5 separate regions of the Homo sapiens genome follow, and all the other regions are linked to region 4. The links are chromatin loops, found by intact Hi-C in ENCODE. Cell type or tissue: PC-9. All regions are shown on one strand.

What was found. A loop is a pair of places that touch in the nucleus more often than their neighbours do. Peaks named below come from ENCODE experiments on the same cell type or tissue, not always from the same donor. Only the 100,000 strongest peaks of a DNase experiment are listed, where the experiment ranks them.
Region 1: it touches region 4 in a loop (4-fold over the local background); 4 of 110 quality-filtered maps call a loop at or near these places.
Region 2: it touches region 4 in a loop (17-fold over the local background); 3 of 110 quality-filtered maps call a loop at or near these places.
Region 3: a loop joins it to region 4, with 5 times the contacts of the local background. A loop is called at or near these places in 15 of 110 quality-filtered maps.
Region 5: it touches region 4 in a loop (6-fold over the local background); 13 of 110 quality-filtered maps call a loop at or near these places.

What each region holds. Positions count from the first base shown.
Region 1 is chr4:40,575,199-40,580,198 of GRCh38, forward strand. All of the region lies in intron 1 of RBM47 (RNA binding motif protein 47), which reads right to left. Among named protein-coding and RNA genes, the nearest start is that of RBM47, 52 kb to the right of the region's middle. RefSeq lists enhancers at 1,941-2,110, 2,131-2,330. In PC-9, no CTCF peak of the experiment used is centred here; DNase peaks (open chromatin) are centred at 1,993 and 4,993; H3K4me3 peaks cover 775 bases; H3K27ac peaks cover 4,033 bases.
Region 2 is chr4:40,376,018-40,381,017 of GRCh38, forward strand. It overlaps the pseudogene RNU7-74P. Among named protein-coding and RNA genes, the nearest start is that of CHRNA9, 43 kb to the left of the region's middle. In PC-9, no CTCF peak of the experiment used is centred here; DNase peaks (open chromatin) are centred at 1,854 and 2,224; H3K27ac peaks cover 2,521 bases.
Region 3 is chr4:40,560,515-40,565,514 of GRCh38, forward strand. All of the region lies in intron 1 of RBM47 (RNA binding motif protein 47), which reads right to left. Among named protein-coding and RNA genes, the nearest start is that of MIR4802, 61 kb to the left of the region's middle. RefSeq lists enhancers at 922-1,422, 1,566-2,076, 4,422-4,998. In PC-9, no CTCF peak of the experiment used is centred here; DNase peaks (open chromatin) are centred at 1,517, 2,367, 3,057, 3,707 and 1 weaker place; H3K4me3 peaks cover 2,088 bases; H3K27ac peaks cover 5,000 bases.
Region 4 is chr4:40,716,417-40,721,416 of GRCh38, forward strand. No RefSeq gene overlaps it. Among named protein-coding and RNA genes, the nearest start is that of NSUN7, 31 kb to the right of the region's middle. In PC-9, CTCF peaks have their summits at 2,860 and 3,062; DNase peaks (open chromatin) are centred at 2,315 and 2,765; H3K4me3 peaks cover 397 bases; H3K27ac peaks cover 1,479 bases.
Region 5 is chr4:40,314,733-40,319,732 of GRCh38, forward strand. The region is part of intron 2 of LINC02265 (long intergenic non-protein coding RNA 2265); the gene reads left to right. Among named protein-coding and RNA genes, the nearest start is that of LINC02265, 10 kb to the left of the region's middle. RefSeq lists enhancers at 1,842-2,680, 2,289-2,588. In PC-9, CTCF peaks have their summits at 2,550 (motif pointing left) and 2,750; DNase peaks (open chromatin) are centred at 399, 1,729 and 2,259; H3K4me3 peaks cover 1,601 bases; H3K27ac peaks cover 3,659 bases.

The sequences.
Region 1 (5,000 bases), 140 kb before region 4:
AGAAACACTGAACAGACACTGTAATTCACAAAGGGAATGTTATTAATACAGCTACCTATAAAGAAATACCAAGGAAGCTGGGCGTGGTGGCTCACACCTATAATCCCAGCTTTTTGGCTGATTCAGGCGGATCACCTGAGGTCAGGAGTTCGAGACCAGCCTGATCAACATGGAGAAACCCGGTCTCTACTTAAAAATACAAAATTAGCCAGGAGTGGTGGCGGGCCCCTTTAATCCCAGCTACTCAGGAGGCTGAGGCAGGAAAGTCGCTTGAACCTGGGAGGCAGCGGTTGCGGTGAGTCGAGATCGTGCCACTGCACTCCAGCCTGGGCAACAAGAGCGAAACTCCATCTCAAAAAAAAAAAAAAAACTACCAAGGAATAGCTACCTATAAAGAAGTCTCCCCAAGTTAACTGAATACTTAAAATTTGAATACTTAATGGTTTTGTCCTTAATCCCCGTTGGACCACTTTGATAAGGGCTACTGTGTGTCTGAGTGACCAACCCATGCCAGTTTGCCCAGGACTGTCCTGGTTTTAGCACTGAAAGGACAAATGAAGCCATTCTGTCCGCCAAGAGTACAGTGATATTTGGTCATCTGGAATTTTCTCTCTTTTGAAGAGAAACCTCAGATTCCTTCATGGTTTCCTCTGTGCTTGTTCTCACACATTACCAAGCTCCTGAGGCCTGGCTCCAGCAGGGAGAGAAAGGGTCTGATCTCAGAGGTGCTCTCTGATCCAGAGGAAGCCCAGAAGAAATGGGGGCCTGCCAGTGCTGGTGGCCAGGAGGGCATTGTTAATAGCTCATCTGGTTCTGTCGCCACCCAAGGCAGGGTTCTCCTTTGGATCGGACACTGGGGAAGTGTTCCTTCCCTGCAGGCTCACATAGCTTGCTAAGAGGCATCTTTCCTCACCTCCTCCTGGGGCAGTGCCCCAGGCAATGGAATGCATTCCTTGAGAAAGGATCCCTTACATGCTTTCCCTTATCTTTCCCAGATTATGCCCTTTCTTCAGCCTATTTCTTTTTTTCTTTCTCTTTTCTGTTTTTTTTTTTTTTTTGGGGGGGGGCGGAGACAGGGTCTCCCCCTGTCACCCACAATCATATTTATGCCTGATCAATTTTTTAAAAAAATTTTTTTGTAGAGATGGGGTCTTGCTATGTCGCCCAGGCTGGTCTTGAACTCCTAGCCTGAGCAACATAGCAACAGCCACCATGCCTGGCCTCCAAGCCTATTTCTTACAAAGGTGAAACTTTCTAACTACTACCTAGCCCCTGTGATCAACTTACATAACATATATGAAAGCATTTTGGAAACTGTAAAATATCAGACAAACGTAACATACTAACATCACAATGAGAAATCATTTGTCATTTTTCTTTTTTAAAAGAGACAGGGTCTCACTCTATCGCCCAGGCTGGAGTGCAGTGGCATGATCATGGATGGCTCACTGCAGCCTCAAACTTCTGGCCTCAAGTGATCCTCTTGCCTGAGCCCCTCAGGGTGCTGGGATTACAGGTGCAAGCTCAGCTCATTTCTATTTTTGAAGTTAGCAACTGAGGGTTGTTTCACTTTCTAGATACTTTAAATTCCCGTGTGGCAGGCACTGTTGTAAACACTTTGCATGTGTTATCTCATATAATATTCACAGAAATCCTGATGATGATGATGATGATACCCATTTTATAGATGAAGAAACTGAGATAGGATGACATTAAATAACTTTCCCAGGGTCACAGAGCTGGTGGAGCTGAGTGATTAGATTCAGACAGGCTGGCTCCAAAGTCCATGCTGAATGCTACCTGTGACTCAAGCCAGGAGAAAAAAAGGAGTTGCTCAAATAAAGCGTCCCTGGCAGTAACGAATCATTAACTTTCAGCCCACTCCAAGGAATGGGTGGCCTGAGGGTCACGTGCTAAAGAGGAAACCCTGAGTGAGTCAATCATGAACACATGACTGTTCTTAGTTCCTTATAGGTTTGCTTCCTCAAATAGCCTTCCTGGAGTGCTGAGCCAAGAGATGGATTGGGACCAGTTTCAGTTCTGGGAAAGGGGCTGAACCCCATCTAGCCAATGCCTGCACCCACGCTTCAGCTCTGTGCATGCTGGTGGCCGAATCTAACACAGGCCACAGGGACTTCCTCAAACTGGGAAATGCCTGCTCATGTTGTCAAGAGTCCTCAGCAACAGCTTGTTTGCCGACTAAACAAGGCTGCCACCTCACACAGGCAGCCTCAGAAAGATCAGGGAGTTAATAGTTACATGAAGACAGCTCAGAGAACAGCTCAAGTGACAGTCCAGACAAATGCAGATCGTATAATGGGTACCTGGTTAGATTCTGTTTAAAAAAAAAAAAAAGGATGTTCCTCTCTGCTATTTATTCCCTGTTCCAATTTTTTTAAAAATCCTGTTTTCCCTTTCCTGATCCTCCCTTATGGTATCTCATACTTAAAAAAAAAAAAAGTCTGGGATAAGCTGATAGTCACAAAGAAACAGGAATGCAACAAACCAGAAACCCAAAGCCCCAAATCTCTGCCTTATCACAGACCGTTTAAAACTCTGGAGTTTTTTCCTACTTCAGCACATATCTCAAGATTAGATAAATGTGGTACCATTGTGTTACTCCCTGGTGAAGAAACCAACAAACTGTCCAATAAAAATTACAGGAAGCTAGGAGCGGTGGTGCGTGCGTGTAGTCCCAGCTACTCAGGGGGCTGAGATGGGAAGATGGCTTGAGCCTAGGAGGTCAAGGCCAGCCTAGACAACACAGCAAGACCTCTTCTCTTAAAAAAAGAAAAAAAGAATTATAGGAGGTCACTGTTTTGGACTAAACTTCTGCAACTAGGGCCCAATAGACCAGACTGAAAATCAAAATGGAGTCACCCAGGCTAAAGTTCCACATCACAAAACAGAAACTAAGTTGTTGTCTGACCTTCTCAGTAATCAGGACGAAGAAATAACACCAAATTTCTTAAATGGGCCAGTTTCAAATCTTTAATTGGCATAATGAAACTCCCTGCTTTAATCCTTAAAGTAATCTGATGTTATTTTTCTGTTGTTCTGTCTCCTGTTGTCCCATTCCTTACAAAAAAAGTATCTTTGAAACAATTAATATACTTTAAGTTCTTTCCTTCTACTTTATAAAGCCAAGCTCTTCTGCTCGGCTGACTGGAACCCTTTTCCTATAATATGGAAGGAAGTGTTGCCCGATTCTAGAAACTCAAATAAAAGCAATTGAGAACTTTAAACTAAATTTGTTGCAATTTTGTCTTTTGACACATAGGATTTTCCTCCTGACACTTATAGACAATTGTAGAATAAATGGCCTCCCTCTGCCTCCATTTTCTACTTCCATTCATTTTCAGTGTTCTTAGCTTTTTCTTTCTACATGCCCACCACTTAGATTTCATTGTTCTTCCATCTGAAAGCTTTGCTTATGGCCTTTTCTATCATTTTCTCTTCTACCTTAACTTCTAGAGTTATTATGTTACCTAGGACAAGAGATATGACTTCTCACTGCCTCAGTTCCTCATCTGTAAATGGTGCTGTGTAGCAGGGCCTGCTGTAAGGGCTAAGGGGTAACGCACACAAAGTGCTTGGCACAATGCTACACACAGTAGGTGCTCAAAATGTGATAGCAAGCTGGGCACGATGGCTCACGCCTGTAATTCCAGCACTTTGGGAGGCCAGGGAGGGCAGATCACTTGAGGTCAGGAGTTCAAGACCAGCCTGGGCAATATGGTGAAACCCCATCTCCACTAAAATAACAAAAAATTAGCCAGACATGGTGGCGTGCACTTGTACTCCCAGCTACTCAGGAGGCTGAGGCAGAAGAATCACTTGAACCTGGGAGGCGGAGGCTACAGTGAGCCAAGATCATGCCACTGCACTCCAGCCTGGGCAACAGAGCGAGACTCTATCTTAAATTAAAAAAAAAAAAAATGCAGCCAGGCACGGTGGCTCACGCTTGTAATCCCAGCACTTTGGGAGGCCAAGACTGGCGGATCACGAGGTCAGGAGACTGAGACCATCCTGGCTAACACACTGAAACCCCATCTCTACTAAAAATACAAAAAATTAGCTGGGCATGGTGGCACGCGCCTGTAGTCCCAGCTACTCAGGAGGCTGAGGCAGGAGAACCACTTGAACCCGGGAGGTGGAGGTTGTAGTGAGTCGAGATCATGCCACTATACTCCAGCCTGGGTGACAGAGCGAGACCCTGTCTCAGAAAAAAAAAAAAAAAAAATGCAATAGCAAAGAAACAAATTGGATGGGAATAACTAGTTCAGATTCTCTAGGTAAAACTCTATAACTTTAAGGGTAATTATTTAAAAGTTATTAAAATTATAAAAAATAAGATCTGACTTAAGTGGGAACTAGATTACCTATTTTAGGGAGATGATATGAAGAAAATTTACCCATCTTATGGAGGTGGTTCAAATCAGAGCACTTCTCCATACACGAGTCAATCTACATTCCCAAGAAGCTCTGAAGCATTTTTCTCTGTGGGTCTTTGCTGGAGTTATTACATTGAGAAAGTAAACTTTAGGGTAATTTTTTTTTTTTTTTTGAGACTAGGTCTCACTCTGTCACCCAGGCTGGACTGCAGTGGCACAATCACAGCTCACTGCAACCTCTGCCTCCCTGGCTCAAGGGATCCTCCTACCTCAGTCTCCCATGTAGAGGTGACCACAGGTGCACACTACCATGCCTGTCTATTTTTTTAAATTATTTTTTATTTTTGTAGAGACAGGGTCTCGCCTTGTTGCCCAGGCTGGTCTTGAACTCCTGGGCTCAAGGGATCTTCCTGCCTTGACCTCCCAAAGTGCTGGGATTACAGGAGTGAGCCACCGCTTCCGGCCTACTTTTAGAGGATTTATAAATTCGAATTGGTCTAAGTTCCAACATGCCAAATATCCTGGACCTCTCACCAGTAAAAAATTTTCCTTCAGTTGAACTTGGTTTAGTTAGCAAAGTCAAATGAGTCCACTTCATGGATATTT
Region 2 (5,000 bases), 340 kb before region 4:
TTGTTGCCCAGGCTGGATTGTGCCCAGTGGCACAATCATGGCTCACTGCAGCCTCGACCTTTTGGGCTCAAGTGATCTTCCCACCTCAGCCCCCAAGTAGCTGAGACCACAGGCCTGTGCCACCATGCCCGGCTAATTTTTTTTGTAGAGATGGGGTTTCACTATGTTGCCTAGGCTGGTTATTATTATTACTTTTTTTTAGCACTTATCACCCATCTAACATACAATGTATTTTACTATTTGTTTTTCACTGTCTGCCTCTTGCACTAGAATGACTTTTCCAAGAGGGTGGGATTTGTGTCTGCTTTTTCACTGCAGATGTCCCAGGGTCTGAACAGTGTCTTGCACAAAGTACATAAAGTCTGCAAGTCAAAGAGAGAGGCCTCAGAGAAATGGACCCTTCTGAAACCTCGATTTCAGAACTGTGAAAAAACAAATATCTGTTGTTTAAGCCTGCCAGCGTGTGGTATTTTGTTATGGTAGCCAGAGCGAACCAATGCATTAGATTACACCATCGTCTCTCAAAAACCCTCCGTGGCTTCCCACTTCACTCCTTGTTAATGCTGAAGTTCTTTAATACATTCTTTGAACTTTTTTTTTGCATAAATGAATACATGATTTGACAGGCAAATGTAAATTTATTTAGTTATCAATGATGCAGACCATTTCTTCCAAAAATGTTTTAGTAATTTTACTCTAGGTTTTGTCTATTCATGTTCTTCAGTTATTTTAAAAGTTAGGGTCCAGGCCAGGCATGGTGGTTCACGCCTGTAATCCCAGCATTTTGGGAGACTGAGATAGGAGGATCGCTTGAGGCCTATAGTCAGAGATTAGCCTGGGCAGCCTAGTGAGACCCCATCTCTACAAAAAATGTAGAAAATTGGCCAAGCGTGGTGGCACGTGCCTGTTAATCTTCTTTGGGAGGCTGAGGCGGGAGCATTGCTTGAGTCCAGGAGCTCAGTTGTGCCACTGCACTCCAGCCTGGGCAGAGAGCAAGACCCTGTCTCTTAAAAAAAAAAAAAAAAGTTAGGGTCCAAAGATAATGCTTTCTCTATATTGCTACTGCCTCTCCTTAGAACATTACTAACTAGTATGAGTTATGTATTAAAAAGATTAAACCCTCTCTCTGCCATATTTTATAACATAATATTTTCAGTCTGTGGTTAGCCTTTTCATGATTTTTTACAACAAAATAATTTATATTTTTTATGTAGTTAAATTTACTGTGAGTACTTTTTCTGAGGTGAGGTTGGTCTTAAAACAGCAGCTTTCAATAATTGTGTCAATTTCCCAAGAAATCTCCCTGTATTTTATTTCCAGAGACTCCTCTGATGCTCATTCATCTGAAACTCACTCACTTGGGACAGGCGACAGTAAGCTGTTTTTCTATAAGGAGTGCAATTTATTTATTTATTTATTTTTAAATAATTTTTAGGGGGCTTTCTGTTAAAAACAGGAAAGTCTGCTAGACAAATTCTAAAGCAGCTGTAACACAAAGAGTGTGAGTTTTTATAGTGGTAACCACACATGGATTTTACCCTCATGAAATTGTAATTGTCAGCAAACAGTCATGTGCGTTTAGGATTTTTTTATTGGTGCCATCCGGGGCCCAGTCCCACTGGATTGGCCTTGGGTTACATGGCTGATGGTCTATCGCAGCAGCAATGTACAGGGCTGTCTAATTTCCTGTGCTGCCTCCCATCCATCCTCCTATGCCAGTCACCAAATTAGTAGCCTCCTCTACTCCAATCCCGCAGGGCCTCCTGGCCTCTGGCAACAAGATGAGGAAACTCAGGCACAAAAATGTTTAAGCAACGTTCTAAAATTTACATACTGAGTAAGAGAGCAATATTCAAAACATTTAAAACTAGCAAGATGTTTCTAGGAAACAGAATAGACACACACACATACACACAGCAAAAAGAAAAAAGCCTGACCAGTCAGAACAGACACCAGTATGAACTCTAACCAGTCAGAACAGAGGCCAGCTGTGAATGACCAGTATGGTCTCACTACCAAGAACAGGCTTTATTCCAGGAGCCTGGCAGCCTCTATTCTTGAATGCATCCCCCTATACTGTCTCATCACTAGACTTCACAGCAGAGAAGCCTGATAGCCAATTTCAAACTCTCCTGTGCCATTGAGGAACCTCTTCCTGTTCCTCCTAAGTCTTCCGCAAAGCTGAAATAAATGACTCACCACAGGTTGAAAGGTTGATACTCACCTCTGTGTATAGCAGAGTCATGAAGGTGAGAGGGAAGAGTGAAGCTGGGCACACAATGAAAAGATGCAGTGTTAGGGGCATTTAGGGTAATCCGTCACCTGGAGAAAAGTTATGAGAAGGCAAGACCAATCCACGAAGCAACCGGGAACCACCATTTATACAAGGAGTCACAGTAATTCAGCATTCCCCAAGAGCTTGAGAAATCTTTGTTAGGGGAATAGATTTCCGGCAAATATATAGAATGTGGTTTCAAGATATTATCATTATTATCATGTTATTAAAGGAATGGGTGAGCCTGGAAGAGTAAAATGTTAGGAATGCTTAGCACACACACATTGAAAAGACTGGGGAAGGTTTAAGAACATCATCTTCAGAGTCAGACAGACCTCTAGGTGTGGCTCTGACATTTACAAATTAAGTGACCCAAATCAAGCCTCCTCCCATAAATCTCCTTAATCTGTGCAATGGGTATAATAGTGGTGTCTACTCCCATAGGCTAGCTGTGAGGGCTAACAAGAGTAACATGTGTGTCCAGTGGCTGGGCACAGTGAATGGAATGTTCAGTCAATGTTGGGCACTGCTGCACAGAGCAATGACATCACTACCGTCATCATCATCATCATGATCTCTGAAGCATTCTTAAATGCCGAAAGATGTACTCACAAAATGAACCTTGCAGCAAGGTGGCCAAAAAGAAGCTTCCAGTGATCATCCCCTTGGCAGGAACACCAAATTGAACAGCTATCCACACAAAAAACTACCTTCATAAGAACCAAAAATCAGGTGAGCAATCATATGTTAAGGAAATCACATCATGTTAAGGAAAGAGGCACTGAAGAGGGTAGGAAAGACATTCTTGAATCACTTACACCACCCACCCCCATCCGCTGGCAGCAGCTGCTTGGTGCAGAGAATCTGTGCTTGGGGGAGGACAGTGCAGTGATTATGGGATGTTGCATTGGCACTCATTGCTGCCCTGTCACAGCAAAAAGAAACAAGGGGCAGAACTCTGCTGGTGCCCACAGGGGAGCATTTAGACGAGCCCTAGGCAGAGGCAAATCATCTATCCCAGTGGTAGGAACCTGAGCTCCAGCAAACCCTGCCACCCTGGGCTAAAGTGCCCTGGGGTCCTAAATAAACTTGCAGTGCAGGCCACAGGGACTGCAATTCCTGGGCAACTCCTCCTGCTGTGCAGGGCTTGGAGCCAGTGAAATTGGGATGCACATGACCTAGTGAGACACCAGCTGGGGCAGCCAAGGTAGCGCTTCCATCGCCCCTCCCCCAACCCCAGTAGCACATCTCACAGATTCAAGAGGGATCCTTCCCCTTGCTTGAGGAGAGGGGAGAGTAAAGAGGACTTCATCTTGCCAGTTGGATACCAGCTCAGCCACAGTCCAGTAGGACACCAGGCAGAGTCCTGAGGCCCCCATTCTAGGCCCTAGCCCCCGGACAACATTTCTAGACACACACTGGGCCAGAAGGGAACCCACTACCTTGAATGGAAGGACTCAGTTCTGGCAGAATTTATCACCTGCTGGCTACAGAGCCCTTGGGCCCTGAGTAATCAACAATGGTAGCCAGACAGGACTCATCACAGGCCTGGGGGAAGACTCAGAGACATTCTGGCTTCAGGTGAGACCCAGCTCATTCCCAACGTGTGGTGGCCACAGGGAGAGACCCCTTCTGCTTCAGGAAAGGAGAAGGAAATGTAAAAGTGACTTTGTCTTGAAGCTTAAGTACCAGCTCAGCCACAGTAGAATAGAGCACCAAGTAGGTGCTTCTAGGCCCCAGTTCCAGGCCTTGGCTCCTGGGTAGCACTTACAGACCTGCCTTGGGCCAAAGGGGAACCCACTGAACTGAAAGAAGAGACTCAGGACTGGCAGCATTCACCACAAGCTGCCTAAAGAACCCTTGGGCCAGCCGGGCATGGTGGCTCACGCCTGTAATCCCAGTACTTCGGGAGGCTGAGGCGGGCAAATCACCTGAGGTCGGGTGTTCGAGACCAGCCTGGCCAACATGGTGAAACCCTGTCTCTACTTAAAATACAAAAATGAGGTGGGCGTGGTGACGCAAGCCTGTACTTCCAGCTACTCAGGAGGCTGAGGCAGGAGAATTGCTTGAACCCGGGAGGCGGAGACCGCAGTGAGCCGAGATCACGCCACTACATTCCAGCCTAGGTGACAGAGCAAGACTCCATCTCAAAAAAAAAAAAAAAAAAAAAAAAAAGAACCCTTGGGCCTTGAGTGAACATTGGTGGTAGCCAGGCAGTACTTGCCATGGGTCTGGGGAGGCGGCAGCCATGGGGAGAGACTCCTCTGCTTGAGGAAAGGGAAGGGAAGAGTGAAAAGGACTTTGTCCTGTGGCTTGGTTACTACCTCAGCTGCAGTAGAATAGAGTACCAAGTAGATTCCTCAGGTTCCCAACTCCAGGCCTGGCTCTTAGATAGCACCTCTGGATCCATCTGGGGCCGAGGGGAACTCGCCACCTTGAAGGGAAGAACACAAGCCTTGCTGGATTTGCCATATTCTGATTGTAGAGCCCTTGGGCCTTGAGGAACAGAAGCAGTAGCCAGGCAGTGGTCACTGCGGGCCTTGGGCAAGACCCAGTGCTGTGCTGGCTTTGAGTCTGACCCAGCACAGCCCCAGTGGTGGTGGACATAGGGGCGCTTGTATCACACCTCCCCCGTCTCCAGGCAACTCAGCACAGAGAAAGAGACTCCATTTTTTTGGAGGAAGGTAAGAGAAGAGAACAAGAATGTCTGCCTAGTAATCCAGGA
Region 3 (5,000 bases), 160 kb before region 4:
TCCCGGCAGTGCCAGCCTTTGGTCACTTGCCAGTCCAGGGGAAGCCAGGAGGTGACCTCCCCGACCCTCTCCTGCCTAGTCATACATTCGAAGTTTTCATCTATTTTGTATGATGCAGCCATCTATGCCCTCTTTGACTGCTGACCACCATAACTAAAAAGTTGCTGCTAGGCTGGGCGTGGTGGCTCATGCCTGTAATCCCAGCACTTTGGGAGGCCAAGGCAGGTGGATTACGAGGTCAGGAGTTCAAGACCAGCCTGGCCAAAATGGTGAAACCCCGTTTCTACTAAAAATACAAAAAATTACCCAGGCATGGTGGCAGGCGCCTGTAATCCCAGCTACTCAGGAGGCTGAGGCAGGAGAATCACTTGCACACAGAAGTGGAGGTTGCAGTGAGCCGAGAACGCGCCACTGCACTTCAGCCTGGGCAAAAAGTAAGACTCCTTCTCGGAAAAAAAAAAAAAAAAGTTGCTGCTATTCCCTTTTCTCTCACTATTTCCCACATTCTTAGCACTGCCTACGTGTCAGGAACTGCATTAAAGGAGACTATGTGTCTGGTTTTTTACCTCCCAACAATCAAGCCTGGTAAGGAACTGTTAAACCCACTTTCAGTAAAGAAGACTGAGGTCCAGAGAGATTATCTTATTATAAAGTGCCCAAGAGGCAGGATGGGACTTAAATCTTAGCCTTTCTGGGACTATTTTTCCATTGTCTTTTTTTTTTTTTTTTTTTTTGAGACGGAGTTTCACTTTTGTTGCCCAGACTGGAGTGCAATGGTGCAATCTCGGCTCACTGCGACCACCGCTTCCTGGGTTCAAGCGATTCTCCGGCCTCAGCATCATAAGTAGCTCGGATTACAGGCATGCACCATTACGCCTAGCTAATTTTTGTATTTTCAGTAGAGATGGGATGTTGACCAGGCTGGTCTCGAACTCCTGACCTCAGGTGATCCACCTGCCTTGCCCTACCAAAGTGCTGGGATTACAGGCATAAGCCACTGTGCCCAACTTCTTTTTTGCTTCTTCTTTTCTTTTTTTTTTCTTTTTTTTTTTTGAGACAGGGTCTTGCTCTGTCACCCAGGCTTGAGTACGGTGGTGCAATCTCAGCTCACTGCAACCTCCACCTCCTGGGCTCAGGTGATCCTCCCACCTCAGCCTCCTGAGTAGCTGGAATTACAGGCTTGCACCACCATGCCCAGCTAATTTTTGTATTTTTTGCAGAGATGGGGTTTCGTTATGTTGCGCAAGCTGGTCTCGAACTCCTGCGCTCAAGCAATCCACCCATCTGGGCCTCCCTAAGTGCTGGGATTACAGGTGTGAGCCACCTCGCCTGGCCTCCGTTGTCTTAATGTAAGATATCCTTTTACTAGATCAGAAATCTCTGTCCTTCTCTCATTCATTTATTCATTCAGCCAGTCAGTTAACATTCATTAGAGGTCCACAATGCAAGGTCCCCTCAATGACTCAATGACTTGAAACCTGTTTCTCAAATAGCCCATGTGACTACTTACTCATTTTAAAAAGCTATTATTAAATCAATTGCATGTTTTACAATCAGTACCCCATGGTTACAATCCAGGAAACATACCCCCAAGTGATAATCTGCAAAATCCACTAGATTTAAAGATATGCAAAGTTAACAGAAAGAGACCACCTGGTCTGCTGGACTCTAAGACTAGCAGGAGGGGTGGGTAATCAGGCTGTAGGATTAACACGATCAAAGAAAAATGTGTCTCTCAGAAGGAGTGGTCCTCTTTTGGAAGCCTGGAAAAAAGAGGACAGGTGAAAGTTGATCATGCCCACTGAAGCACAGACCAGGAGAGGGACTTCAGAAGGCTTCCGGTCCCAAAGACAAGATCATTCTACTGTGAAATACACTGAGGTTGCATCAGACTAAGGAGGCGGGTGTCATTACATTTTAGACCCCTTCTCCTCCCACTTCTCCCTATTTTTTTTTTTTTTTTTTTTTGAGACAGTCTCACTCTTGTGTCACCCAGGCTAGAGTGCACTGGTGCGACCTCGGCTCACTGCAACCTCTGCCTCCGGGGTTCAAGCAATTATCCTGACTCAGTCTCCCAAATAATTGGGATTACAGGTGCGCGCCACCACGCCCGGCTAATTTTTGTATTTTTAGTAGAGACGAGGTTTCACCATGTTAGCCAGGCTGTTCTCTAGCTCCTGACCTCAAGTGACCTGCCCACCTCGGCCTCCCAAAGCATTAGGATTACAGGCGTGAGCCACCGTGCCCAGCCGAAATATTTCCTTTCTGTTTCTGACTACTATTCCCTAGAAGCAAAAACTTGTTTCATTGATAATATATAGCTGCTCAGGAGCTGCATCATTTTTTAGAAGCGACAGCAACAATAAAGAATTCCCTCGAGGGGATGAGTCATTAGGTGAGCATTATGCTCCAAAAAGCTGTACCCCCAAAAGGGTCAAGTACAATGACAAAGCAGGGTAAACAGGCTACTAAAAATATCCAAAATGACGGGACCCATGTGTTGTATTAAACTGGCATTTGTTAGCCCTTGCTAAAAATTAAAAGTATATTTTAGCAATCCCAGCTACTCAGGAGGCTGAGGCAGGAGAATCACTTGAATCTGGGAGGCAGAGGTTGCAGTGAGCCGAGATGGCGCCACTGCACTCCAGTCTGGGCGACAGAGCAAGACTCCATCTCAAAATAAATAAATAAATAAATAAAATACCTTTTTTAAAAAGAGTATATTTTAGCATGGTTGATTACTTCAGGGTTGTTGACCATTCAATTAGGCTAGCTCCACAGAAATCTGTTTTGCTTCCTAAATAGCACTGAAACAATGAACACTTTAATGCCATCATGCTTTCTTTTCTTTCCTTTTCCCCATCTTTAAAAAAATGATTAAATGGCTGTAGAAGCGGTAAAATCAAACTCTGTGCTTGTATTATACTGCAGGATGACCCATGGCCCGCATTCTTAGAATTGTGCCCTCTTAAAACCGCAAAATACCTTAGATATCAGCTAGTTGATCTAGATAAGAAACCTGAGATTCAGAGAGAAAGGTGACTTTCCCAAGGTCACACAGTGGTCAGTTGGGGGCCCCAAAGGAAGGCCTTTCCCACTGCACACATGGTTAATACTCACAGAGGGTGGTGTCCACTAAGCAGAGCCTGGGTTTACTTCCCCATGTGCTAAGCTTGCTTACCTCACCCAGAGGGGTAATCAACACCCCTTTCCGTGTGGCTGTGTTACCAAAGCTACTTCTTGAAATTAAGACAAAAGAGCACAAAACTGCAGTGGTAGGGCCCTAGGTACACCCTTCAGGAAGGCACATTTACAATGGCAATTGCCCAATGTATTTGAAAGTTATGAAAAATATATTTTATGATAGTCTCTAAAAAGCTAAGCAAAAATGTAAAAAAGAAAGCTATGAAAAATAGCCCAGGTGTGCTGGCTCACACCTTGTAATCCCGGCACTTTGGGAGGCCAAGGCAGAATTGCTTGAGCCCAGGAGTTCAAGACCAGCCTGGGCAACATAGCAAGACACTATCTCTATTCATATAATGTAAAAAACAATTTTTTTAATTATGAAAAATACAAGGTGTAGAGGTCACCACCTTCCATGGAAGCATAGACCACAGTCTAGCTTCCCATATTGCAGTGAGGTGTGACCACTGACTATGCTCTGGCCAGTGGATGCAGAGGAAGTGGTGTGTGTCATCATGATGTGACGTGGTCCTGCCCATAAAAATCTACCACACGTTCTCCTCTGGGCTCTTTCCTCTTCTGGCTGACTGGGATGGCAATGCCCAGGCAACCTTGGCCATCATATGATAAAAATGGCAAAGCAGCTGCCAGTCTGGATCTCCAAATGAGTTTATGAAGGTGAGCTACCCCCGAACCTGCACACACACATACCCAGGAAAGCTGCACACCCAGGAAAGCTACTTAAGTAAAAAATAAATTTCTACTGGGTAAGCCAGTGACATTTGGAGGTCTTTATGTTACAGCCACCTAGCCTATCCTAAGGAATACATGGGGAATCTCCAAAGATTAGGAGAAGTATGGCTTTAAAGCAGGAGAAATAAACAGCACAGGCAACACATCTGTTGGTTTATCATCAAACATGAAGCAATAGGAAGGAATCAATAGAATTTGGAGAAGAGTAAAACATACTCATTTAGTCCTTTTAGAATACAAAAAAATCACTGTCTAGCTTTAAGAAAAGTTTATTTATGAGTTACTTTTTGAGACACAGAAAGCCTTTTTCAAAGAGAGGATATTAGAAATGATATTCAAGACCTCAGGCCCTACCGAAAATTTATTTTTTTGCTCAAGTTAATAGAAACCATTCTAAAAGTAAACACCAGTCTTGTGGTCCTCTGAGGCCCGAGGATCCTCAGTGGGAGGAAGGGGCAGAAGCAGGAGTGGCGGAGCTTCTGAGCAAGGGCCCCAGAGGCTGAAGGCCTAGAAGGAGGGCTCTCTTGTGTGTGTCTTGAATAGGTCCGGAAGTGAACGTGGGGACTGAGCAGGGCCTAAGGAAACACTCTATCCAGTCACCTCAGCCTTGGTGAGAACACAAAGAGAATTTCTCCTTGTCTGCAGATGCAACCTTCTTCATTCTGTACTTTATCAAGGGAGGCAATGAATTCAACTAAGCTTCCACAGTGTTTCTGATTTGATCCCAAATGGCATTTTCATTAATGAGCTGTGAAGTTATTTTCTCATTCATTCTGAACTCCCCCAGTGATGTTAAGCAGTACTCAGCATGACACTTGATACTACACAGCAGTGTGGTTAAGAGCAGGGGAGCCTCAAGGGCACCAACATGCATCTGCTAGCCAACCTTGGTGCTGGAGCTGGGTCCTTGATGCCTCTGCTGGGCTGGATATTAACCCTTTAGTTGCTGGCTCATGAGCAGGTCCTTGGGTTCCTGGGGAAGGGGCAAGGGAGGCCTGGCCGGTGGTGGTGGACACATAGGAGGCTTCAAGCAGCAGCTCTCCACTAAGAGGCACAGAGGGACT
Region 4 (5,000 bases):
GTTCTGAGCATGTTTAAGGTAGGCTAGGCTAAGCTATGATGTTTGGTAGTCAGGTGTATTAAATACATTTCAACTTAGGATATTTTCAACTTACAATGATTTTATTGGGATGTAACCCCATTATAAGTTGAGGAGATTTGTATATATCTCTAGCATTATTTGTAAATCAGTCAATCCCTGAGACGCAGTGTTTTCCCCACCACAATGTTCTAATCCAGCTCTACCGCACCCCAACTCTCCTCTACCTCACAGTTAAGATTTTTATATAACATTTGTCCTCATTCTCCTTTTCTACTGTTCTCCTCTTGTTCATGAAACATCTGGAACACCTCCTCTTCCCTCCTCTAAAGACTTCAATAACCAGAGGACCTATTGCCTCTTGGTTTCATTTTAAAAATCTCCTATATAAAGCAACCAATAAGTCCAATCTTACCTATTTCATGGTTTGGTTGGAGCCTAAAGTGAGGAAATGTCTGTGCAAGCACCTTGTGATCTGTAAAAAAGGTATACACACATTAGGGCCAGGCGCGGTGGCTCACACCTGTAATCCCAGCACTTTGGGAGGCCGAAGCAGGTGGATCACCTGAGGTCAGGAGTCCGAGACCAGCCTGATCAACATGGAGAAACCCCATCTCTACTAAAAATACAAAATTAGCTGGGCATGGTGGTGTGTGCGTGTAATCCCAGCTACTTGGGACGCTGAAACAGGAGAATCGCTTGAACCTGGGAGGCGGAGGTTGCGGTGAGTCAAATTCTCCTAGAAGAGAGAGATATATACATGCTAGAGATATATACAAATCACGCCATTACACTCCACCCTGGGCAACAAAGTGAAACTCCATCTCATTAAAAAAAAAAAAAAAAAAAAAAAAAAAAAGGTATACACACATTAGGAAGAGAGGGTTTGTAGAGAGGACATGGTGTGCTGAATATGAAGTTTAACCTTTAAAGAATTTCTAGTAGGCATTACACTATGAAAAAACAAAGGAAATTGGCCCATGACTGTGTTTATTACAATGCTGATAATCACATTGTTTGCTGAATGTTACTATAGTACTATATAACAAAATCTAAGCACTTTGCAAAGTCCTCTATAATTTCAGCCTATTTCTTACCAAATTCTCTTAAGAAGCCCAGGATCAAGTGAACAGCCTTATTTACAGCAATCAACCACAACATTTCAAACTTAAATCATTGCATTTTAGAGCTTAAAAAAGGGTTCTAAAGAACTTTAATAACATGGACATTGTCATGATTATTATAATAACTATTATTTGTTGAGTGCTGATTGTGTCCTAAGAATGATGCTAAGGGTTTCACATATATTATCTCACTAAAGCCTTAAAATAACACTAATTGTCACTTGCTTAAAGTCATCCAGCTAATACCTGAAATAGGTTTAAAACCCTAGTCTGCTTGACTCTCAAGACTGGAATCTTGTCCTCCCTCCCCATTTTTGCCGATGAGAAAATAGACAAGCCTAGAAAGATTATATGAGTTGTCCAACATCATACAGCTATTAAGTAGCAGAACCAGAACTAAAATCTAGGCCAGGCACAGAGGCTCATACCTGTAATCCCAGCACTATGGGAGGCTACAGTGCAAGGATTGCTTGAGTCTAGCAGTTTGAGACCACCATGGGCAACACAGTGAGACCCCCTCTCTACAAAAAATTAAAAAAATTAGCTAGGCATGGTGGCATGTGCCTGTAGTACCATAAAGTAAAAAAAAAAAAAAAAAAAAAAAAAAAGAAAAGAAAAAAAAAAAGAAAGACTACATCTCCTATTCTTAAGCCCAGATTCTCTCCTTTATATAACACAGCCTGTTGGAGAACTAAGCACAGGGCACAAAATTTATTCAGTACTTAACAAAAGAAACATAGAAATAAAAACCTGAACTTCACATTCAGAAAACTAGTGATTACTGATTTTTAGTCTATTTTGCAGTCAACAGCAAAATATATTCAGTAGCCAGGATGGGAATTGGGAAAGCAGCATTAAGGCATTAAATAGGGTACATATTCATGGATCCTGGTCCCAAACTCAGTGAAGTGAACCATGATCTGTGAAAGTGGTTAGTAATCAAATGTTCCTATGGCATAGATACAGTAGAGGAATCCATGGAAGAACATAGAAAGCCTTGGAGCTAAGAAGCATGAAAGATGATTTAAAGGGGAGAGAGCTGTCCTGGATTGTTCATGGAGCAGAAACAGTCTCCCCAGATCTCTCCAAAGGGCTCTTCCCATGCCTTTGCTTTGTACCTTTGAATCTCCTGCACCTGGATGGCAGGGGGCCAAGAGGCCAGGGGAGTGTCTCAGGCCTGGGTGTTTTCAGGGCTGACCTAAACGTTCATCTCTGGAAAGCAGCAGGTGCCTTGTCAATCTCCCTAAGCCCTAGGAGAATGTAGAACAATGGCCTCCTCAGTCCCAGCAGTCAGCGCCAGCTCTCCTCAAGGCTACCTCCCTTCCATTTAAGTCCCTTTTTATTGAAGTCAGTTGAATGCTCTCTTATCCGCATTAAAGGGGCTTGGGCTGCTTGAAGCTACAATTAGATTTTTATGCCACCTGGGCATAGAAGGCTCACTTCATTTCCAATGTCTCACCATTTCAGTAGGTTTTTATTTTGAAGTTCACAATTAATTTTTGGTCAGCAAAGTATGAGATGAAAGGAAAACTAGACTGGTACACAAAATACTACCTGTGTTACACAGGGAGTCCAGGGCAAAAGACATTGTGACTCCTAACCAATCGTGAGAGGTATGCTCACAAGTGTATCAGCTCAAACCACTGTAATTGTTCCTACAACTCCCCTTGCTGGCCAATGTGAAGAGCGACACAAGAAAAATGAACACTTCTCAGTCTGTTACCTCTTCATCTTCCCTCATATCCAAATACCCCAAGAATGGAAAAAACAAGGGGGAAATGGTAAGGAAAAAAACCTAGCGTGAGGGGACTAAAATGGATAGCCTTTGTTTTCTCTGTTTTTGAGGGGCAGGGGGGTGTCAGCTATTCCAGTGGGAAATGCAATGAGATAATTATTTTGCTGAAGAAAAATGCCCTCCCCGGTGTAAAAACTGCATGCTATTCACCTTCATATACCTCATAAGAAATAACAGAAGTTACGTGGGCAAGAGTTATACCCAAAGCACCAGGGAGTCTAGATTTGTCAAAGCCATGACCTCTAGCTAATCACAGGGTAGTAGGAGAAAGTGAATTATATTTGTTAAATCTGGCAGTAATCATGATGAATTGCAAATTCCGAGTATCATCAATTTGGTTATCTCACTGAAATGACATTTTTAATTCAGTAGGAAAATTCCTGTTACATATATTTATTGAGAAATTAAAACATGACACTATACCCGATTCATTTAAATCTGATGGAAAGGTGACATCGGGAATATAGTCTATTAAATACACAAATTTCTGACAGGAACGTGCATTAGAGTGTTTTGGGAGACATAAGTAGCTATCAGCTATAAAAACTCATTGTCACTTGAAATTAGAGTAATAGTTCCTGTGCCCTGGAGCCTCATAACAGCAGATTTGTTCTTTCGTGTAGTTCTCCCATTATTAGTAGCCTCATCACTAGGTCACCTTCTGATCAAACCTTATGAACAAATTCTGTATAATCCAGAAGTGATTTTCCTCCCATTGGTTAAACTACTCTGAGAAAATAAGCTTCTTTGAAAGCCATTTTGAGGTTTTGCATTAACTCTGAAATTCCCTATTTAGTTAGTACTTTATGCTTTTCTAATAATTCATAAAATAATGTCCTCATGGCAATTATGTTTGGTGTTGATGAGCCAGAGTGATTGTATTACAGAATATCCATGATTTTTCATTGGATATTCTGTTAGCTATGATAATCCATGATTATTCATTGGACATTCAGTTAGCTAATGCAGAGGAAAAGATTTTCAAGTATCAGATCATTCCAATAAATTTTAAAAGTCTGCCTATCCTTGTTTCTGCTCATTGATCTTGCGTGTCTAACAATTATTCTGAGTTCTCTCAATGATGCTGGACATCGACATCTTTCAGGCATGACATCTAAAACAAGGACAATGATGTGGTGTTTGATGGTCAGGCCAAGCTAGAACATTGTGCAAGACTGAGGGGCTTGCAGTTGGATGCCACATTCTAAAAGGGACGTTGCCAAATGGGAGGGCCAAGTTGCAAAAATGAGGCCAGGATAGTAAGGGGACTCAAAGCATGTGATACCAGGAAAACGTGACTCCTCTGCCTTCTTGCATATCACCTTCTCCCACCTTCACCTCCTTCCCTTTACAGTTTAAGTTCCATGGTCCATTACTGCAACTACTCTTTTGCAAAAAACTCTGTCATCCTTGCTGCGTTTCATTCTTCCATTACAGGTGCCAGGCAAAAAGACCGACTCCAGATCAAACCACCTATCCGTTTCTCTGCTAAGATCCCCAGGCTGCTGACTTTGCAAGAAGAAATCTTACAAATGTACACATCAATTGCACTGTAAACTAATAGTCTCCATCCTTAACTGGTTCCTCAAAACGACATGGTAGTCATTTAGTATTTTCCTAGGTGGCTCTCTCTCCTTTGCACAGTGCTTCACAGAATTCAACGTTTTCACTTTCCTCAAAATCTGACGCCTGCCTTCCTCCCCAACAGAGAAGATAATGCTATTAAGGAACTCCTTCACCTTCTCACCCTAACCAGTGGTATGAGTAAATGCCTGATAACTGGCTCTCCAGATGTCAGGGTATGGGGAAGTACTGATGTATAGTATTTACTAATTTCCATGATGTAAATATCCCCACTGTGGCTGAATTCCAGCTGTTAATGTGAGGTTAACCAATTAGCAAAATTGCTGAAAATTTAACAATTGGCTCCTGTGAGCTTGTAGGAGCTGGTTCCAGCACCCACTGCATACAACTCAGAAACTTAAATGGATCCAAGGCATCCTATCCTCCTTCCCACATCTGTTACAATAGGAGAGAGGTCTCTCCTATTCTCCTCCTATCTA
Region 5 (5,000 bases), 400 kb before region 4:
GGTGAACAATACTCTTCTTTGTTTAGATCTATGTATATTTGTGAGGAGTCTCTTCCTGCGACGACAACCTTACATTGACAATTAAAATATGCTGAATTTAAAATCAGACCTCAGAGTAACTGTAATACAAGATGTTAAACCAATATTTTAAAATATAATGAAGCATATTCAGTCACATTGTGCTTGTCAAAAAGAGCAAAATTCTTTTATTATATTGTATACAATTGTTATTATATAAATAAATAATTTAATATATTTATTTCATCTTTAATTCAAAATGGATATTCACTAAGATATCCTTTTTGGTGTCTGTCCTGTGAGATGAACAATAATTTAGTCATGTCACTTAACGATGTGGACATTTTGTGAGAAATGCATTGTTAGGTGATTTCATCATCATGTGGACATCATAAAGTGTACTTACGCAAACCTAAATGGTATAGCCTTTGCTCCTAGGCTATCAACTTGTACAGTATGTGATCTTACTGAATATTGTAGGCAGTTATAACACAATGGTTACACAGTATATGGGATCACAGTATATGTGGCCACTTCGCGTTGACTGAAATGTTTTGTAGCACGTGACTCTATTTTATAAAGTCATATATATGTATGTAATCTATAAATTTAAAAAATACATAAATAGGGGAGCATGCTCAAAATTTGAATCAGTAAATGGAGAGATCAGAAAAGTTTGGAGACCTCTGGGTTAGAATATAACACTAATTCCAGCCAGATAAGGCAGTTACCTTTGCCATCATCTGTTCCCTTCCAGTAAAGGTGTGGTGTGGATGGAACAGTATAGATTCAGACCCATTGCTAGGGACCCCAGCTCACTGCATATGTGTCCAGTGCATTAAGAGGTTTTGTCTAGGGCAAATAAGTGATAATACATCATCTAATGGAATATTCTGCAAATTCTAAAAAGAATGGATCAATTTGAATTGATATGGAAAGATGTCTGAGATACAATAAGTCAAAAAAGCAAGTGATAGAACAATGTACAGTGTCAAATAGACAAATCATACACATGTGCTGTGTATTCACAGAAACAGGGGCTACCTGTAGAGAGTGGAGAAGGAAATTTGTTTTTAATGTACTGTTTAATAAAAAAAAACATAAACATGTATTTGTTCAATATTTAAAAAGTTTTGAAATGTTTATCCTCTTTGAAACTCCTTTTATGATGTTATCCTGGAGAAATAAAGATATAATAACTATTTTGTATTAAGTTGATCATTGTGACATTATAATGGTGAAAAATTAGAAATAACCTAAACATCTAGCATTTAGAGAATGATTAATATTGGGAAAATGAACTGTAATATAATGCGGTCTTTTAAAAATCAAGTTTCTGAAAATTTCACCAGATGGAGAAATACTGACAATATGCTAATTAAATTCACTATTAATCTTGATGTAAAATCTGTGTTAATCTCCATGATGTTAAAAATGCATAGAAAAATAAAAAGCCTAGAAGAAAATATTCCCAAATGACAACAGAAGTTGCCTCTGGTAGTGAGATTACAGGAGATTCTTTATTTTCTGAACCTTTGTATTTTCATATTCTTTTCACTTTTTTTCTGCAGTAAGCATGCATTATTTTGTAATGTGAAAGAAAAAGAAAGTAAAATACTGAGAAAATTATGACGTGCATTCCTGGCATGAGTCAGGAGCTGAATTTTCATGTTTAAATTAGTTTCAGAAACACAGGAGTGGTTTCTAGGCAACCTGCTTGGGAAATTATGTTCATTTCCATTGTTGCTGGAGTGTGCGTGAGTGTCTGAAAGAAAATGTAAGAGACGAACCTTTGCAAAAGCAGACTCCTGCTAAGGAAAAATAAGCTTTGCCACCCAGTTTTGGTCATGGGGACTTGAGTTACTGTGACCTCAGAGGCCCCTAGGGGCCTGATCATTTTTTTTCTTTCTTTTTTCCTCCATCTTTTCTTTTCTTTTCTTTCTTTCTTCCTTCCTTTTTCTTTGCTTGCTTTTTTTTTTTTCAAATGAGTGATTGATTTTAATGAGGATTGCTATAGGATGCTATAGGATGCTATAGGAATGTCTAATGTACAGTACATTAGACATTCAAGCCTCTGCATAAGGTGTGGGAAACTGAGAGGGGAGAGAGAATCAAGCAAAAACCCCCACTCTGTGCCTCTGCTGAGAATCCAGGGCTGTAATTGAGGCCGTTGCAAGGCTTTACAAGACGGATTGTAGCTCAGGATGTGAAAAGATTGCCTCATCATCATGTGAGTCATTTACCATTATTATAGACAATCCTGCTGTGCCAAAGGGCTTTTAATCAGAAGGAAACACTGAAAAATGGAATCAGGGCTAAGAAACGCTTGGCCCAGCCTGATGGGCTGTGGAGGATGGTCTGAGTTAAGAATATTTTTTAGCCTCAAGGGAGATGCGTTCTTCACTAAGCGTTTGCAGAAGGTGCAGAAGGTATTGTTCTCAGCCCACGGTGTGTGTTTTGTTGACCTTGACTGCGTTTTTCAGCAAGAAGGAAAGGCTATTTGCCTGATAAATGGAATCGGAGCTCAGCGTCTCGCTCCTAGGCCCCCTAGTGGTTGTCTTTTGCAATTAAAAAAATGAAGTGACGTGAGGTCAACAGCAGGCTCTTTGGGTAACGATCGCAGGTGACTAGAGTGTGCTGCCTTTGACGCTGGCTCCCCCAGACTTCATCAAAGCTCAGGGGAGAAGCCTTGAAAATCAGGAGCTCCAGAGGGACAGACGCATTTCCTCACAGAACGCGGGACAGGAAGGCAGGAACCTTCCGTTGTGGATGGTGAAGAGCTTGTTCTGTCTTCAAACTTCTGAACCAATGTCCTGCATTCCATGTATGTGGCTCATGGTTCTGACCACTGCTGCTTTAAAATGACAGACCTCTGGGCCGGGCACGGTGGCTCACGCCTGTCTGTAATCCCAGCACTTTGGGAGGCCGAGGCGGGCAGATTACGAGGTCAGGAGATCGAGACCATCCTGGCTAACACGGTGAAACCCCTGTCTCTACTAAAAATACAAAAAAAAAAAAAAAAAAAAAAAAAAAAAAAAAAATTAGCCGGGCTTGGTGGCGGGCGCCTGTAGTTCCAGTCCCAGCTACTCCGGAGGCTGAGGCAGTAGAATTGCTTGAATCCAGGAGGCGAAGCTTGCAGTGAGCCGAGATCGTGCCACTGCACTCCAGCCTGGATGACAGAGTGAGACTCCATCTCTCACACACACAAAAAACAAAACAAAACAAACAAACAAACAAACAAACAAAAAGACAGACCCCTGGAAGGTAAATGAAGAGAGGGACCAACAGTGACTGCCCCTCCTTCTCTGGCAGCTCTTGAGGGCAGGCCCTTCTCTTTTCATCTTGTACTCCAGGGCTTATCAAAAGGGCTTAGTATAAGTAGACTCCACAGATGCTTGTGGTCTGAATGATATGTGGAGCCCAGTGGGGTAGATAATATTATTCCTTTCACCCATGAGGAAACTGAGGTGCAAAGAAGATTTTTTAAAAATGCCTGAGATCTCTCACTAATAAATGACAGAACAGAAACTCCAGTCCCAAATCCCAAAGGCTTTTTTTCTACCAAGATGCACCCCCACGCCTCCACCATGCACTCCATCTTGCTGGTCCAGTCCGTCAAGTGAGAGCCTCGTTTTTGGTCTCTGCCTCCTATGGATCAGTCCACCCTGGAGGCACAACCTTCTTTCCCTTCTCTGAACTTCTGGTTCAGACCTCTCATTTGGCAGCGAGTCACGCCTTTAAGGAATAGTTGGCAGGGTGCAGTGGCTCACGCCTATAATCCCAGCACTGTGGGAGGCTGATGTGGGCAAATCGCTTGAGCTTAGGAGTTCGGGACTAGCCCGGGCAACATGGTGAAATCCCTGTCTCTACTAAAAATAAAAAAAAAAAGTAGCTGGATGTGGTGGCGGTGCCTGTGGTCCCAGCTCTCTGGAGGCCGAGGTGGGAGGATCGCTTGAGTCCAGGAGGCAGAGGTTGCAATGACCTGAGATTGCACCATTGCACTCCAGTGGGTGACAAAGCAAGACCCTGTCAAAAAAAAAAAAAAAAAGAGTCAGGTGCAGTGGCTCACGCCTGTAATCCCAGCACTTTGGGAGGCCAAGGCAGGTGGATCTCCTGAGGTCAGGAATTTGAGACCAGCCTGGCCAACATGGTGAAACCCCGTCTCTACCAAAAATACAAAAAAATTAGCCGGACCTGGTGGCAGGCGCCTGTAATCCCAGCTACTTGGGAGGCTGAGGCAGGAGAATCTTTTGAACCCGGGAGATGGAGGTTGCAGTGAGCCGAGACTGTGCCATTGAACTCCAGCCTGGGGAACAAGAGTGAGACTTCTCTCAAAAAAAAAAAAAAAATAGTCTTCTTGCTTGCATTACTTATTTAACTTTTATTGTTATTCAGCTTTTCTTAGAAATTTGTCTTTTTCCTCTAAATATTCCATAATCACCTTGAAGGATGAGATGATGTGTAGTTAATTCTTGTGAACTCTCTGCCCAGCATTCAGTAAATATTTGCAGTATGAGTGGATTTTGCAGCACTATTCTGATCAAAACTCACCTCTCAGTGCCTGTTTCTACTGGGAAACTAGGAAATATTTTTTTTGTTTTGTTTTGTGTTGTTTGAGACAGAGTCTCGCTCTGTCACCCAGGCTGGAGTGCAGTGGCCAGATCTTGGCTCACTGCAACTTCTGCATCCCGGGTTCAAGCGATTTTCCTGCCTCAGCTTCCCAAGTAGCCGGGACTACAGGCGCCCACCACCATGCCAGGCTGATGTTTGTATTTTTAGTAGAGATGGGGTTTCACCATTTTGGCCAGGCTGGTCTCGAACTCCTGACCTTGTGATCCACCCACCTTAGCCTCCCAAAGTGCTGGGATTACAGGTGTGAGCCACCATGACCAGCTGGAAGTGGTTTTAATATTTATCTTAAAACATGTATTCTCATCAAAAAGGTGATCCACTCCCCTCTGCTGAGGGGCTTACAACCTAAG